2 separate regions of the Homo sapiens genome follow, and region 2 is linked to region 1. A link is a loop called in an ENCODE intact Hi-C map of the cell type or tissue named here. Cell type or tissue: OCI-LY7. All regions are shown on one strand.

What was found. Hi-C counts contacts between places; a loop is a spot of excess contacts. Peaks named below come from ENCODE experiments on the same cell type or tissue, not always from the same donor. Only the 100,000 strongest peaks of a DNase experiment are listed, where the experiment ranks them.
Region 2: a loop joins it to region 1, with 2.4 times the contacts of the local background. A loop is called at or near these places in 4 of 110 quality-filtered maps.

The regions. Positions count from the first base shown.
Region 1 is chr3:186,151,839-186,154,338 of GRCh38, reverse strand. The region is part of intron 24 of DGKG (diacylglycerol kinase gamma); the gene reads left to right. Among named protein-coding and RNA genes, the nearest start is that of ETV5, 44 kb to the right of the region's middle. In OCI-LY7, no CTCF peak of the experiment used is centred here; DNase peaks (open chromatin) are centred at 1,258 and 1,708; H3K4me3 peaks cover 1,688 bases; H3K27ac peaks cover 2,500 bases.
Region 2 is chr3:186,207,600-186,210,099 of GRCh38, reverse strand. All of the region lies in intron 21 of DGKG (diacylglycerol kinase gamma), which reads left to right. Among named protein-coding and RNA genes, the nearest start is that of ETV5, 100 kb to the right of the region's middle. RefSeq lists an enhancer at 1-172. In OCI-LY7, a CTCF peak has its summit at 1,267 (motif pointing right); a DNase peak (open chromatin) is centred at 1,329; H3K4me3 peaks cover 359 bases; H3K27ac peaks cover 762 bases.

The sequences.
Region 1 (2,500 bases):
CTCTGATGGCAGGAAACACTGTCAGGAAGCAGCACATTCTAGGATCTTGGAGAGCCCGGAAACAACTAAGACCGGAAAGCCATGCAAACCTTCCTCCTCCCTTAGGCTCACCATATTTCTTTAACTTTTAAAATATCGCAGAGACTATTTGAGACCTTCCAGATTTGTGCCTTTCTATGCATCTCCAGTTCAAATTACAGCAGACCTCAGACACTTTTCTTTTTTGTTGTTTTGTTGTTGTTGAGACAAGGTCTCACTTTGTCACCCAGGCTGGAGTACAGTGGCGAGAACACGGCTCACTGCCGCCTCGACCTCCCAGGCTCAAGCGATCCTCTCACCTCAGCCTTCCAAGTAGCTAAGGGCGCGCCTCCACGTCTAGCTAATTTTTGTATTTTTTGTAGAGACGAAGTTTCACCATGTTCCCCAGGCTGGTCTTGAACTCCTGCGCTCATGCGATCTGCCCCTCTGGGCTTCTCAAAGTGCTGGGATTACAGGCGTGAGCCACCGCGCCTGGCCCCTCAGACACCTTTCAAATGGTTTGGGAAGGGTTCACACTTCAGGTTATTGGCCATTTTACTAGGCATTATCTGAATTACACACCCTGAGAAGGCAACATTCAGGAAGAAGTCCCTCAATCTCTTGCTTCTCTTGAAGTAATAAGAATGTGTTGGTTTGCAGAAAACAGCCCCCAACAAAGTCAATCCCCAGCACTAGTGAAGTTCACATTTTTATTCTATTTTAAAGGGGAAATTACATGCTGTAATAGTTTTGTGAACTTCGAACTATCATGCAAGAGTCTAGTGTATCAATTCTCTCTGTGATCAAACAGAAAACTATGCACTAAGCTGCTGATCTTAGCACTTGGCCAGGTGCTGTCAGTGATGTGAATAGTTTTTAAGAAAATCATGGAGACTTTAGTTAATGGCCTGACTCGCCCAATTACCAAAGAAGCTTGGGTGCTAACTACAGAAACGTGGGATGACCTCTTTCTATCAGGGTTTGAAAAGGCAGGCTTAGCCACATCCAACTACCTCCTAAAATAGGATCATAACTATTTTACCTGCTAGCCCCTAATTTGAGGGTAAGGGACTGATATCTCTTTGACTGGAAATGAGGATATGATTTCATACTTCTTTCGGTTCTATAGTAATAGAATCCACAAAGCTGACCAAAATATTATGTTACCCAGGAGCCCCAGACTCCTACCCTGTCAAGACCTTTGTCAGAACCGCTGAAAAACAAGCAGGAGAGATTTGAGTTTTACTTCCTCTTCCGTGCCCTGGAGGTACTAACTAGCAAATAAATAGCTCAGCTAAAGGGATAAAAAAGAGAAGCAAGGGTCTTGTGTCATCTAAATAAAAAAAAAAAAAAAAAAAAGGCCGGGCGCGGCAGCTGGTGCCTGTAATCCCAGCACTTTGGGAGGCCGACACGGGCGGATCATGAGGTCAGGAGATCGAGACCATCCTGGCCAACATGGTGAAACCCCGTCTCTACTAAAAATAAAAAAATTAGCCAGGCATGGTGATAAGCACCTGTAGTCCCAGCTACTCAGGAGGCTGAGGCAGAAGAATCGCTTGAACCTGGGAGGTGGAGGTTGCAGTGAGCCGAGATTGCATCACTGCACTCCAGCCTGGGTGATAGAGCGAGACTCTGTCTCAAAAATAAAAAAATGTGGGGGAGGGGCTCTACCAGCGGGAAATGTAGGCACCAGCTACCATCCTCTGCTTCCAACAGAGCCATCTCCACTGCCAGCACGTAGGGCTTATCAGTCAGTACTTCCACAGTGTGTTGTACCCTGAACAGGCACTGCACTGGCTCAGAGAGTGCCGTGGTGAATAAGCTGAAGTCCTTCCCCTCATGGGCATGGGAGATCAGGAGTGAGAGAAGGCTGACCACAGGGGAACATGCCACAAACGTGTTCCACAGGGGAACAAAGAATGCTACATTGCATGCCACAGATAAGTGCTGTCCGAGTCTCCAGTCTCCAGCCTATGCCTCGCTTCCGTGCGTCCTGGGATAAACATAATGCCCACAATAAGACACACAGCACAAAATGATGTTGATGCATTCTCGGTTTTCTCCTCTGGTGACTATCAAAAAACAGAGACTCTCTCCCCTTTTAGGTCTCTGGGCTGGTGGAAGCCAACATAAGGATCATTTTCAGCTTTTAGCACCAGGTTATGCTAATTGTCCACAGTGTCTTCTGGTTCTATCCTTCCCTTCCATTTCCTGGAGCCCTTTATTTTTATTTTATTTTTTTGAGATGGAGTCTCTCTCTGTCGCACAGGCTGGAGTGCAGTGGTGCAATCTTGGCTCACCACAACCTCCGCCTCCCGGGTTCAAGTGATTCTCCTACCTCAGCCTCCCACGTAGCTGGGATTACAGGTGCCTGCCACCACCTCCAACTAATTTCTGTATTTTTAGTACAAACGGGGTTTCACCATGTTGGCCAGGCTGGTCTCAAACTCCTGGGCTCAAGTGATCCGCCCATCTCAGCCTC
Region 2 (2,500 bases), 56 kb before region 1:
CCCCTCTGGGTTTGAGAGACAGAGGCTCTTCCTCAACCGCAGAGGGGGCCTCGTTGCTAAAGACACTGGTGGCCTCTGGAGGGGGTGGGGTTGTTCACTGGTCTGGAGGGAGGGTGTTGTTGGGAGCTTTCAGAAGCACTTCCTGTTTTCCTTATCTCTCCATAATGAGTCTTTTTAGTATTTATTCATGAGGATTAGCTGGGGGAGTGGGGCTGAGCGTGTCATGTGATGGGCAGCTTCTGACAGCCCTCAGGATTGGGGCAGGCACCATTTCTGTATCCAGAGAATAGCGGTGAATGGTCCTGTGCCTTGTGATCTAGAGGGGGACTAAGAGAGACGGACAGGGCGAGGCATGGGGGTAACAGGTGTAAGGAGACCGCAGAGCCTTGCAGGGAGATGGGAGAGTGTCAGGGGCCTCAGGAAGAGCTGGTAAGAGCAGCTATGCTAAGGGACCTTCTAAACGTGGTTGCTGCAGACAACAGGCCAGGCCTTTGAGAACCAGCACACGACCCACCAGCCCCAGGCCAGCAAATAACCCCACTGAGGCATTGCTACTACATTTCGCCATCTTCAGTTCCCCACCATAGCCTTTATTTCAAAGTCACACAACCAACCCTGTGAGCTAAGTAGTCCAGAGATTATTATCCCCATTTTATGGGGAAGCAAGCTGAGGCACAGAGATTTAGAAGGGTAAACTAGGCCAGGTGCAGTGGCTCACACTTGTAATCCCAGCACTTTGGGAAGCCGAGGCGGGTGGATCACCAGCGGTCAGGAGTTCGAGACCAGCTTGGCCAACATGGTGAAACACTGTTTCTACTAAAAGTACAAAAATTAGCCAGGTGTGGGTGGTGGGCGCCTGTAGTCCCAGCTACTCCGGAGGCTGAGACAGGAGAATCGCTTGAACCCAGGAGGCAGAGGCTGCAGTGAGCTGAGATGGTGCCACTGCACTCCAGCCTGCGCAAGACAGAGAAAGACGCCGTCTTAAAAAAAAAAAAAAAAAAAAAAAGAAGAGTAAACTGAAGGGAGAGAAAAGTCCAGTGGGACAGGAAAAAGTCACGTGCTTTGACTGCCGACCATAACATGTCCTAATATGCTATGACAACGCAGCAAGGCAACTATTATCACATTTTAAAAATGAGGCTTAGGTACATTCAGTGTCTCAACCAAAACTTCATTGCTGAAAACTGATAAGAGAGAAGATTCCAGGTCTTTTAGAGTGAATTTAGCTTGGAACCCAATAAACAGAGATTTACCTAACAGGTGCTAGAAGCAGTAAAGTCTTCAGCAGGAGGCACTGTTTCTTCTTCCTTAATATGCTGATTTCCTCTCAGCTCATGCAGCTGGGCAGGTGTGCTGAGAAATGCTTTGCAAAGAACAGAAGACTCAGTCCTACTTCTCATTTGAGGAAGGAATAGATTCAGGCTGGATCATAGGAGAGAGAGTCAGAGAGGAGGAAAACTGCGTTAAAGTTTGCAAAAGGTCTTCCCACACAGCATCTCATTTATTTTGATGCACAGAACAGGCAGGGCCAATATTAATGTCCTCACTTTACGGTTGAGGGAACTTAGGTTGACAGGTTCAGTGACCAGAGGAAGGGCACAGCTGTAAGGAACTTAGGGAAACAGTGAAGTCTATTTAGGTTCTTCCTTTTTTTTTTCTTCTTTTTTTTTTTTGCCAATCTGGTAAAAAGTTGGATGGTGAAACTTAAAGCTCAAATGAGAGACTGCAGGGAAGGTTTCCATTAAAAGCCATTCGCGTGGCGAGGCGCGGTGGCTCACGCTTGTAATCCCAGCACATTGAGAAGCCAAGGTGGGTGGATCACCTGAGGTCAGGAGTTTGAGACCAGCCTGGCCAACATGGTGGAACCCCGTCTCTACTAAAAATACAAAAATTAGCCGGGTGTGGTGGTGCAGGCCTGTCATACCAGCTACTTGGGAGGCTGAGGCAGGAGGATGGCTTCAGCCTGGGAGGCAGAGGTTGCAGTGGGCCAAGATTGCACCACTGCACTCCAGCCTGGGGAACAGAGCAAGACTCTGTCTCAAAAAAAAGAAAAAAAAGAAAGAAAGAAAAAAAGCCATTCAGGCGATATACAGGCGATTTCTCTGAGGCTAGTGGCTGTTTGAGAAGGAATAGGAGACTTGGTCTCATCTCTGAAACGAAGCTTGTGGCCAACTGGGCCAACTGGACAAAAGAGAAACTGAAGGGAGTCCACAGAACACACAAAAGCTGTTCAATATGGCGCTTGCTTACCTAGCGCTAAGGAAACTAGATGCAAGGAGTCCTGCAGAGCCACGTGAGTCAAATCACTCCTGGCCCTGCCTGTGACTCAGGCAGGGGAGAAGGTGACTCTAAATCTCCTGCTCACCTGTAGACACATGGCCAGGGCCCTGACTTGGAGTCACAAGGCCTGGCAGTGAGCCCTGGTCTGTGCTTAGGTTAAGCCACTTATTGAACTGTATATCTGAGCCTCAGTATTCTCATCTATAAAATGGGGGGCATA